Linked DNA regions of Mus musculus: region 2 is linked to region 1. The links are chromatin contacts, found by Hi-C or POLR2A ChIA-PET in ENCODE. All regions are on one chromosome and are shown on one strand. Each heading gives the region's core, a stretch centred on a gene start or an enhancer-like site at or near the end of the contact. The rest is flanking DNA. Distances are from core to core; before and after follow the strand shown. Region 1 holds the start of Mon1a (MON1 homolog A, secretory traffciking associated). Region 2 holds the start of Ip6k1 (inositol hexaphosphate kinase 1).

What was found. A loop is a pair of places that touch in the nucleus more often than their neighbours do. ChIA-PET counts read pairs that join two places held with the same protein, here RNA polymerase II (POLR2A).
Region 2: POLR2A ChIA-PET joins it to region 1 with 14 read pairs in Patski. The contact joins the promoter of Ip6k1 here to the promoter of Mon1a in region 1. A Hi-C loop is called at or near these places in 1 of 37 maps with a recorded cell type or tissue (T-helper 17 cell). POLR2A ChIA-PET finds 5 or more read pairs at or near these places in 4 of 5 experiments (Patski and embryonic stem cell).

What each region holds. Positions count from the first base shown.
Region 1 is chr9:107,884,847-107,890,793 of GRCm38, reverse strand. Mon1a (MON1 homolog A, secretory traffciking associated) reads right to left here and starts at 2,665. Exons shown (of 6, transcript NM_028369.3): 1 at 2,392-2,665.
Region 2 is chr9:107,998,975-108,004,921 of GRCm38, reverse strand. Ip6k1 (inositol hexaphosphate kinase 1) reads right to left here and starts at 2,274. Exons shown (of 6, transcript NM_013785.2): 1 at 2,100-2,274. 4930535L15Rik (RIKEN cDNA 4930535L15 gene) reads left to right here and starts at 2,503. Exons shown (of 4, transcript NR_166685.1): 1 at 2,503-2,646; 2 at 5,501-5,577. It overlaps Cdhr4 (cadherin-related family member 4), which reads right to left. Exons shown (of 19, transcript NM_001378391.1): 18 at 5,895-5,925; 19 at 5,241-5,392. The coding sequence ends at 5,337.

The DNA of each region.
Region 1 (5,947 bases), core at 1,416-3,915:
GCCGCTATTATCCCCCTAGCAAATAATTGTCACAACCTCCTAACCAGTAGTAATGTGTCCCAGCAGGTCGGCCTTTGTAATCGAGGTGAGCCTCTGAAAGGTAGGTCGGGTCAGGCCCTTCCTCTGCTCACTACTACTACCTCACTTAGCAAGAAAGTCACTTCCCCCAACGGCACACCAGGCCCCTCAGTTGATCCCTTCTCCTTCATTTCTCGGAGCTTATTTTCTACCCTTTCTTCCTGCCCCCTTTCTACATCAGCCCAGCGTAGCCGGAACTCTTCACTTGACCTTTGCCCTCAGTCTACCTACACCCTAAGTCTCTTCCTAGGCTAGCACAGTGACTCACTCCCTCACTTCATGCTGCTGTCGGAATACCTTATCAGCAGTATATCTGCTCACCAGGGCTTTTCTTTCCCTAGATTGAAGGTCACTCTGTGGCCTGCTACATTAGACATGTGCAGGAGGAATTAAATCGGCATTTAACACATCTTTGGAGGATAAAGAAAAGAAAAGGTGTGTGAAGAACACCCAGTTCAAGTGTACCTGGGGTCAGGCAAGAAAACTCTTGCCTGTGGAGACAGCTTGTCCTTGGAAGTAGTCAGGAAAAGCAGCTCTGCAGTTGGAGGAACTGGTTTTACTGGTCCGTTTTCTTACTTATAAAATGGTACCGAATGGCTGCAAACAGCCAGGAATGATGTATGGGGTGGGAAGATTAAATGAGATAATACATGTGGCCTGGCTATACAGAGTAAGCATACCCTATACTCAGCTGAAGCTATTAGCACATTGTGGTTATTCTTAGCACTCAGACTGCATTTACACACAGGTCCAGTGGTCTCTGTCCTGCCAATCAATCCTTTAGAAGATTTCTCAGTCAGCCAGGGCCTGAGGAATGACCTGATCAAACATACTTCTGACCTCAGGAAGCATGAGCTCTAGTTTGAGGGACCCCTCCTTCTGACCCCCTCTCCCCTGCCCCAGGACATCAGGTCAAAGAGCCACGGGCCTCAGCCTCCCCGGTATCAAGCAAGCTGTTCTTACCTTCTCTGCAGTTGCAGAGCCAGGTTGCCAGTTCTCAGCTGCTTCTAGCTATCTCTCCCAAATTTATCTACCTCCTAGGTCTGCACAATGCCCTCTCTGTGGCTTTGTACTTCTGCCTTCAAACTCCAAACAAGTTCTACACCAGCTATGCCGTCCTGACAACATGCTCCTTCAGGACACTTTTTGTGCTTCTGAGGGTTAAATAAATCCAGTGTTCCTGAGTGTCCCCAGCATAGGACCTGCACAGGGAACGGAGCAGGGCCAGCTGTCTAGAGCTAGCCGGTGCTTTTTTTTTTTTTTTTTTCCACAAAAGTTCTCCTTCTATGTGAGATCATATAGCATTTTTATCCTCTCCAAGGTCAGTCTGGGGTTCCAACCAGAAGGCCTGGTGAAGCGAACCGTTTTCTGGATACCCACACACTCAGGCAAGAAGGCTGAGTGGAGCAGATAAAGCCCACCTCCCACCTCCAATAGACTTTGATTTCTGCAGCAAGTGCTCCTGGAAAAGCTGGTCCTGAGCCGTTATGCAAGGGAGGTGTCTGAGAACAGCTCCAGTGGTCTCTACAGGAACACTTTTTAGGCAGTTCCTCTAAGTGCTCCCAGGGCATGCAACTTTTCCTAGAAGCCTCTAGCAGAGCCTATGAACAAAATCACCAAGAACAAAAACAAACAAACAAACAAAAAGCTGATGCTGTCCCTCCTTCCAATGCGCCTCCCTCCTTCAGATTGCTCCTGAGAGAGGAGGGTCTTGCAAAAGCCCCTCCTTACTAGCTTCAAACAACCTTGATCTTTTTTCCTGTTCTAACAGCGCTTCAAATTTGATCTTGACCCCTTTGGTCCACTTGGGAGGACGACTCAGAAAGTCTGACAGTCAGGGCTCAATTGGGACTGTGATGTGGCTGCTTCAGCAGGATGCCTCCAGGATCTACAATGAGCCTAGTTCCTTGTCACCTCTAGAGGCCACTCCCCTTCCTGACAAAGGCTGCTCACAGTTCCCAAGCAAACTCTACCTAGAAAGGGTTGGCTCACCCTTTCAGACCTGCCTGCCTCGCTCCACCATCCTCCTTTTAAAGAGAACTCTGTGGGCCGAATATGTCCGAATTGGGGGTTGGTGTCTGCTGCCTATGGGACATTGCTCTCCCGGCCAAAGGATGAGTTCTCGCCTCATCTTTCTTAGTGCCTAGCTGGGACCAGCCGGCTAAAGGACCCCAAAGAGCCGCAGTACCCCTATCGGGGCAGTAGATGGCCGGGACACCCCCCCCCCCTAGTTTTCAAGCCCCTCCCTCTAAAGATGACAGCTTGCCCGCCTCTCGCCGCCCCCAGGCCACGTGGGTTAGCAGTCGAACTCACCTGTTTCTTGGGGAAACACAGGACCTACCGAGGGTACCAGTCACTGCCCTCTGCCAGACCCCTGGGGAGATATAAGTGTCCAGCAGTGCCTGGCCTCAGAGTGCAACTTCGCGGGGCTACCGCCCCTGGAGGATACAGACATGGCCACAGCGGAGGAACCGATCTCTCCTGCCGACCCTTAACCGGCCACCGGCGCAGGAAGACAGCTTTCACCGGCCTCTGGTGGCGGAGGCCCGGTTCCAGCCTCTTGGCCAGCCCCAGCCCGCCCCTGTGTGCATTGTGGGAAATGTAGTCCGTAACTCTCCGCAGCCTTAAAGCTGCGGGAGCGGTTCCGGGCTCCCGAGCCTGGCGATGCCAGAGGCGGGGTCTGACCTAGGACCCGGGTTGCCTCACCTGGCACCGCCTTCTTCCGTGTCTTAGAGGCGGGTCCTCTACCCTTCCCCCCAAACACCCACTAGATGTTTACTTTAAGGGACCAGAACGAACGTCAGTATTTCCCCACCGATCATGGAAAGATGATAAGTTTAGGGAGCTGGATAAATGCCACTAGTGAGCACAACCACATAGACTGTACAAGACGCGGACGTGTTGAAAAGACTCAAAAATTGTTGCTTAAAAAGACCTTAAGTCTGGTCACAGTATATTATTTTAAGGCAATAGAAAGCACAATTCTCAACAATTCACATAAACTGACCCGGGGAGCTTTTAAAAAAACATTAATGCCTGGACACTATCCTATAGATTTTTACTTAATGGGATGAATGTGAGGTACGAGGCATCGGAGTTGTTTGAAAAAGCTCCTGGGTGATTTCTAAGGGCAAGGAACCACTGCTTATAATTTCCTAGACACAAAGTAATAAAAACAGGAAAACAAGTTTTCCCAGCAGCCCTTATTTCTGGTGAATAGTTTGAAGAAGCAAAATTAGGGAATGGCTAGTATTACTTATATTTTATCTGAAGCAATTTGCTTACTTTTCAAGCTTCATGGTTAGTCATCCCAATAGTTCTGAGATAAAGGACAAAGTCAAAAACCTCTGACTTTTCCTTGCAGTTTGACAGGCTCCCTAAGGAGGTCGGAGAAGTTGGGGATCTCTCTCTTCTCTCTCTTCTCTTCTCTCTCTCTCTCTCTCTCTCTCTCTCTCTCTCTCTCTCTCTCCCTCCCTCCCTCCCTCTCTCCCATGCGAATTTGAAATCTGGCTCCATAATACTGGCATATGTGTGCTCTCTCTCTCTCTTTCTCTCTCTCTCTCCCTCCCTCCCTCTCTCCCATGCAAATTTGAAATCTGGCTCCATAATACTGGCATATGTGTGACTGACATGATGACAACCTGTGACCTTTTCCTGGAGATAGTTTCCACAGGGTTACCAGACCCTTAAATGCTGGGTAAGGGAAGCGTCCCATGTGAGAGGGAGTTCGTTCCTTTGCAGTGGAGACTGAGAAGGGGAGTGGAACTTCTCCAAGTCTCCATAGGTCTTTCAGGATTTCCTCTCTTTGCTTGCTCTGGCTTCCAGGTTCCTACCTTGAAGCAAATATAATTTATACAAGTTTTCCCTATATACTTCATTTCATATTATTTCACTATACGAGTCTAAAGTAAGAATTTTTGAGCAGGGCGGTGATGGCTCACCCCTTTAATCCCAGCACTTGGGAGGCAGAGGCAGGCAGATTTCTGAGTTCGAGGTCTTCTTTTGTGTGCATATGTATGTTCTGTGTTCATGTATGTGCAAATATGTATGGGAATATGTGCAGGGGTGTGTGTGCACATCTTACGTTGGGTGTTGTTCTAATCAGCTTCAGTTCTCAACTTGACACAGTGTCTGTGGGGAATTGTTTCAGTTGTTAATTGATGCAGGAGTGCCCAGCTCATTGCAATTAGTGTTATTCCCTGGGCAGGTGGTCCTGGGCTACTCAGCTTGAGTGAGCCAGCAAGCAACATGGGTTCCTTCCTGGTTTCTGCTTCAAAAGTTCCTGTGCTGAGTTTCCTTAAGGATCAACTGTGGCCTGTGAGCTGAAATCAGTCCTCTCCTCCCCTCAGTTGCCTTTGGTCAGAATGTTCTAGCACAGCAGCAGAAGGAAACTAAAACTTCCTTGACATTGTCCCACTTTTAGGTCTCATGGAGCCTGGAGTTCACTGGTTGACTAGACTGCCTTGGCCAGCAAGCTCCAGAGATCCACCTGTCTCTGTAGCCCCAACACTGAGGTTAGAGATTCCCACCTCTGTGTTTGGCATCTCCCTAGGTACTGCTCATGCTTGTATAACAAGCACTTAGCCGGGCGTGGTGGTGCATGCCTTTAATCCTAGCACTTGGGAGGCAGAGGCAGGCGGACTTCTGAGTTCGAGGCCAGCCTGGTCTACAGAGTGAGTTCCAGGACAGCCAGGGCTACACAGAGAAACCCTGTCTCGAAAAACCTAAAAAAACAAAAACAAAAACAAAACAAAAAAACAAGCACTTTACCCATGAGCACTCTACAGATTAAGCAGTTCTTTCCCCCAGTCCTCATTCTTGCTCCCAAGAACAAAATCCCCATCAGACATGACAGAGTCTTTATTTACTGGGATAAGCTGGTGAGCATGCATCTCTAAGGTGTGTGCTTAGGCACTATAGAAGCAAGCCACTATAGCTACATCTGTTTGTTTGAGGACAGGTTTCCTGTAGCCAATGTTGGCCTGCACTCCTTTTCCTCCTGTTTCTACCTCCAAAAGTGTTGATTACAGGTGTACCACTGCAATAGGTGGGATTTTTTTTCCTTCTGTACACAAGCAGGTGGGTGTCTGTCAGTCCCAGGCTAGCCTTTTTACAAAGGGAGTTCCAGGCCAATCAGAGCTGTAGAATGAAGTCTTTTCTCAAAAAGAAAAAAGGCAAAAAAAAAAAAAAAAAAAAGAGGGCATTAGATTGCAATAGTTTACCTTAAAATATACCAATAACATCACTCTGTATAGTACAGGCCAAGGAGAACCATCTCTTTTGGAGACCTGTTGTCAGTAGGTTACTCAGTCTGCCCTTGAACTCACTTGTAGCCAGGGCAGGCATTGAATTTTCAGGCTTCCTGCCTCACCCACGAATCTCACCTTAAGTCATCATAAAGTTCAGAATTGATAGGGTTGGAGAGCACACCTATAAGTGCAGTATGCAGAAGGCAAGGAGGGCGTGAGTGCCAGGCCTATGTAGGATTCTCACGGAGACTCTGAACAAAAAAGAAAAAGAGCAAATCAAAGTCAGCATTTTAGCCAGGCAGTGGTAACGCACGCCTTTAATTCCAGCACTCGGGAGGCAGAGGCAGGTGGATCAGTGAGTTCCAGGACAGTCAGGGCTATACAGAGAAACCCTGTCTCAAAAAACAAACAAACAAACAAACAACCCCCCCAAAAGAAGTTGGTCTTTATAAGGTGACCGATCATTAACTTGCACGTCTTAATTATTTTTTGTTATGTAAAAGCAAAGTGTGTTTTATTCTGCAGAAGTCCAGAGTGCTGGGGACTCCCACTCCCAATAAAAAAAAACTGTTATTTTTATTTTATTATTTTTTTCAAGACAGGGTTTCTCTGTGTAGCCC
Region 2 (5,947 bases), core at 1,025-3,524, 110 kb before region 1:
TCTCTGTGATTTCAAGGCCAGCCTGGTCTACAGAGTGAGTTCCAGGTCAGTCAGAGATATGGAAAGACACTGTCTGAAAAACAGAGAAAGAAGGGGCCAGGAGTGGGGAGGCTGACAGAGGAAAGGGAAAGGGAGGAGGGAGGGAGGGAGGGAGGGGGAGCTGGGCCAGGCAGCCTGCTAAGTGTACACCTAAAGTAAGGATGACAGTGACTCTTGAGTTTCCAGAACAGCCTATGATACACAAGGAGAACCATCCAAAATAACCTAGAGTGCTGAATAAGTGCTCAAGTTTACAAATGAATTATGCAAAGACAGAGACAGGACCCACTACTATAGTAATGGTCTTCAAGATGCAGTACTTAAAATACCCATCACAGAAATGATGCTATTGTCTTTGGATAACCGTTGAATCTAGCATGATGCTGTATTCATATTCATGAGCTAATAAAAGCATTATAAGAGTGAAAAGTTCTCCTGTATTTTTATTTTCTTGGGACAGCAGTCCTAAGATAGGCTTAGACCAAGGAGAAACTTTAATGGGCACTTGAACTCCCTAAGACTGTACACATTAGTCAATGCTGCCAACTTGATTAATAGTCTCCTTCTATATCACTAAGAAATCCAATACCCAAAATGAAGTAAGAGGATTAGAGTTTGCTATTTTAGCAGAAAAGAGCAAAAATGTAAGTAACCCTGTGGATCATTTAATCCCCCCAGCCCCCCCAAAGAAGCATTAGGAGCTGGTCGTGGGGCAATTCAGACTTTAGCATCTCTCTCCCTTAATAACTATCCAAGAAACTTATTTCACCAAGGCTAAAATTTTATTAGTCATTCAAAAGATGAAAGGGCAATGAAATGCATAAATACTACTCAAGTCCCCTCTCCTCACAACTTGCTGCCTCGGCCGGCTGCATTCAGCCCAGTCTCCCAAAGGTATCATCTCCAGCCCAGGGTGCTGGTTTCTCCCAAAATTAAACGTTCAGAGGAGGCATGATCCTAACAGACATTACGAGCACACCTCCTGCTTGGCCTCCTTAATCGTCTTTTGTGGGTTTCATATGACGACAACATACAAGACACCTGTGTGGCGAACCTAAGGGACCCTGGGTAAAAATGTGATTTACAGCAGCCAGGACCCTTTCTAGAGCTGCATACTCTTTTGGGGATTGCCAGCCCCGCCTCCATCTTGACTCTAAGCTTGACTCGCTGTTTTCATCAAGCATCAACAGCTTTCAGCTCTGCTTTTGTCTGCAGACAGGGTCTTGCTAGGTAGCTCTGCCTGGCCCGCCCGCAACCCATGGCAATCCTCCTCCTTCAGCCTAGTGCATGAGCTCCCATACCCTAGTTCAGTTTTTGTTTTTAATAGTCCCAACACTCCTACGTCTCCTAACGGACTGTCTCTTTAAGAGACAAAATTAATCAAATCATCATCATCCTTATCCTCCTAAACCACATACTCCAAGTCGAGCACCAAACAACTTATACCCCAAATAAAACTCTGCCACTGTGGACATTTAGCTAGGTTCTTCAAGAAGCAGTAAACAGTGAGCCCTGAAGAGCACGGAAGACGCCGAGGGATCTCGGTGATGCCAGGCAGAGGATCATAGCCCTACCAAAAGCACAGGGCCCCGATACCACCCTCCTTGGCTCAGAAGGCATTTTAGGCCTGTTTCGTCTCATCTTAGTCTCAAGCGGCCTGAAAATTTACTCGCAGGAGTATGAAATCTTAAGAGCGACGTAACGTTTATCGCTGATTTGGAGGAACGTTACGGCCGGGAGAACGAGCTGGCAGCAACCACGTCTCAGCACGCCGGCTCTCAGGCACCCAGGGATTCGGTCTGAAAGGCAGGTTTCCCGGTACCCCGCCGGCCGGTCCCAGGGCTCAGGGCTCTCCGACCTCCACCCGGGCTGCCCACCCAGCCTCCGTGTCAACATCTGGGAGGCTCGGCGGAAGGCCAACCAGGATGCTGGAATGATGTTCCAGTGATGCTCGCCCCAAGTCCCGACCCTACCTACGCGCGCCAGCAACAACCCCGCGCCCGCCGCCACCCTCGCCGTGGGTGTCGGGCGGGTCTTTTGGCCCGACTCCTGTCACTCACCGGCCCGACTCGGGCAGCGGGCGCCCAAGGCTCCCCACGGGAGCTGGGCCCCCCGGGCCTCCAGGTCTCGGCCCGCCCCCCTGGCAGGCGGCGCTGGTGGCTGAGCCCCGCAGCAGCGGCCCCTCACCGGCCGCTCGGTCCAGCTCCTGGCGCTGCCCACTGGGTACGGATCAACAACAAGATGGCGGCCAGCCGAGGGGGCGGGGGCCGGGCGTCATAGTAACCAAGGACAGCAAAGAACCCGCCCCTAACTGAGGTTATCTCCAATCAATAGCCTCTTCTTGGGACGCCTGAAGGAGTTCTTCGCGTTGATTCGTCAACTGTTCCGTCAGTCAGGGCGTGCCTCTCGTGCAGAATGCCTGGGGCACGTGACTGTGACGGCAGGAATTGACGCATGCGCGCCATTCTCAGGTTTGCTAGCAGTGGAGCTTTTAGCAGCGATGGGGGTGATGCTGGAGAGCCCTTCGTTTTCTCACCTGCGCAATCGTTTCGGTTTTGAGCTGGCAGCGTTTATCATCCTCTCGCACACACTTAGGGAATGTCATAGGTACGGTATTTGCTTTGTCCCCTGCCTCTGTGCTTGGGATCGTCCCTAGTTAACTGGTGAGGAAACTGAGGCGCAGAAAAGAGCCTGAGCCAAGGTCACACAGTCTTAGGAAGTGGTGGCGATGGGTCCTTCTACTCTTCTAGCTCCGGAGTTAGTGTTTTCTAAGCGTCTCCCAGCGTTGTCTCTCACCAGTCCCGAGGCACAGCCGTCTGTGCTACCTCTTCGATTTCGGCTTCCCCTTTCCCCGGCTTATTTTGCATAAGAATTCAATCTGCAACCAGCTCAAGTCTCAGCACATAGTGATCGCTCTTATTTGCCTCAGAGCACCGTTAAGTTCCTGTGACACAGTGTCTTTTTGCCCTTGGCTATCATGATCTATCTCCAAGGCAAACTATGAGTCCGAAAATGACCATCCCTTGTTCTCCATAAGTAGACACCTAACCCGGGGCTTTTGGCTTCAAGGTTAGGATACATCACAGCACCTGGTCCCACACCAAAACGCCCTAACTCTGAGAACTTTGAGCTTTAGCTTCTCTTTAGTTGCTCTGTCTATAAAATGAAGATGAACAAGAAACAGACTTAATAAGCTCTTAGAGTAAGCCAAGTACTCAGGAAAAAACACTTATAGCCGCTCAGGCTGCTGAAACTGAAGTCTCTAACACTCTTCTTTTGATAGACACCCCATTAAGAGAGATGGTTCAGTGGTTAAGAGTACTTGCTGTTCTCACAGAGAACCTGGGTTCTGTTCCTAGCACCCACATCACCCAGCTCAAAGCTTTATGGGGGGTCTAACACCCTCTTCATGGGCACCAGCACACATGTGGCATATATTCATACAGACACACATACATATAAAACTAATTTTTAGAGTTTTTCTTAGGCAGAGCATGGCAGTATACACCTTCAATCTCTTGAGGGGCAGAAGCAAGCCAATCTCTTGACTTTGAGGATAGCCTGGTCTACATAGTGTGTTCTAGGCCAGCCAGGGCTACATCATGAGACCCTGACTCTAAAATAATAAAGCCCAGGTCATTTTTCCCCTCACAGAGGGCATTCATATTCTTCCTGGACTTAGGGTGCCATAACTGCTCCAAAATGGAGATTATCCAATTTTCTGATAGGGTTTAGGCCCACAGAGCTGACAGGAGAGGAACGACTGAGATAACTTGAAAATAGCTGGGCCATGGTGGCTCACGCCTTTAGGCACAGCACTTGGGAGGCAGAGGCAGGTAGATCTCTGAGTTTGAGGCCAGCCTGGTCTACAGAGCAGGTTCTAGGACAGTCAGGGCTACACAGAGAAATCCTGCCTTGCAAAACGAGAGAGAGAGAGAGAGAGAGAGAGAGAGAGAGAGAGAGAGAACTTGAAGCTAATACGGTTAAGCATACCCTCTATTCAGACAATAGGATCTCTTGGAGATAAACATGACGCCAGGTTGAGCATGGTGTCAGCACTGCACACAGTAAAATCTGTTCTCCAGGCTGTCACAAAACCCCTGGCTATGTGCAACAACTTAGATTCACACAGGAAGAGCTAAGCAATAGAGACTCAGAGGAAACAGATACAAAGCCAGGGGCTCAGCATCAGAAAGAGGCTTTCAGTAATCCAGGAACCAGGAACAGCTAAGCACAGATTCTCTGCTCCTTCCCAACAAAACCTCTCCACACAGTTGGCAGGCTGTCAATGAGGGCTGCTGGGACCCTCAAAACCCAGCAATGTTGAGCGGCCGAGAGAGCCCCAAAATCTGCAGTATATTTTAAGAAAAGTAAAAGCTAGGCAAGATGACCCTCACCTGTCATCCCAGTGCTGGAGAGGGGAGGACAGGCAGATCCTGGGCTTCACCATCATCCAGCCTAGGCCACTCTGTGTAGCCTACACTATCTCAACGTAGGGAGGGGACATGATATCTGAGTTTGTACTCTGTGTGTACACAAATGTACCAGTGTCAAACCAGCCATGTGACTATAATCCCAGCACTCAGGAGACCAAGGCAAACATGCAAGCTCCAAAACAGCCCAAACTACAAAAGTAAACCATGTATTTAAAATAAAATTTTGCCTGGAATGGTGATGAACACCTTTAATCCCAGCACTTGGAAGGCAGAGGCAGGTAGACCTCTGTGAATTCAAGGCCTGGTCTACACAGTGAGTTCCAGGATAGTTCAAGGTTATGTAGAGAAACCTTGTCTCAATAATCATATTTTTAAAAAGTTTTAAAGCAAGTCTTACTGGGTATGGGTAGCACACGCCTTTAATTCCAGCGCAGAGGAGGCAGAGGTAGGGGTATCTCTGTGAGTCCAGGCCAGCCTGGTCCACAAAAAGAGTTCCAAGCCAATCAGGGCAACACAGTGAGACCCTGTCTCAAAGAAGAAAAGTAAATTTCTCCAAGTAGACAGGTCAACTGGAGACCCTTCCATCACTGACAAAGATAAGAGCCTCTTCTACAAAGTATCAGCCAGCCACAAAAGCACGAAACGCTTTTCAGGGTAAAGTCATCCATCTTACTGTTCCACAGGAGATGGCTCTTGCTCCAAGTGACAACCAGGAAACACAGATCTCAGAGCTTCTCCCACACAAAGATTACAAGGTGGGCAGTGTTCTGTTTGCCGTCTTTATTACTAAATTGGTTTGGAAATCCAGGCTATGATCATGGGAAAAGGGAACTCCCCACAGAGTAAAGCAGCTACTCCGCCTCACAGCCAACGCCGGGCTCCCGTGAGTGTGTTGAACAGGTAATCTCTCCCCATACCTGAGCCCAGATGGGCAGGAGAGAGGAGAGAAGAAAAGATGGCTGGCTTCAGCAGTGTCGTCACCCCTTGCACAGTGACCCAAACTTATCTTCCCTTTCCCTTCACAGCAAAGAATCTCGAGAGATTTGACTCAAATGAAGAGAAAGCTAGGAGACACCAGGTCCTCTAGAGCAGCCAATGTCAGGTTAGTCAGCTATAGTTCACTGGTGAAGCTGGACTGCGTGGGGAGCTCTCCCCTTATCACCATCTCCCTTCCCCGATGAGCTGAGACAAGACTAGGTCTGGTTGTCACCTAGCCCAACTGGTGCTTAGCAAAAGTTGCCTAAAGGGTTAAGGGTGACCGAGAGTTCATGGGGGGTGAGAGAAGAACTCAGTGCAAACAGCAGTGCTGGATGCTTGGTGGTGGTGGCAGTAAAGAAGGAGATGGGTAAAGGGAGGGGGAAATTCTGGGGAAGGGTGAGGGCCCAGGCAGAGATCAGGTTATGAAAAGTAGAGACTTACAGACATCTTGGGCTCTGCCATCAAAATGTTGCTGAAAAGAAGAAAGGGGCAGA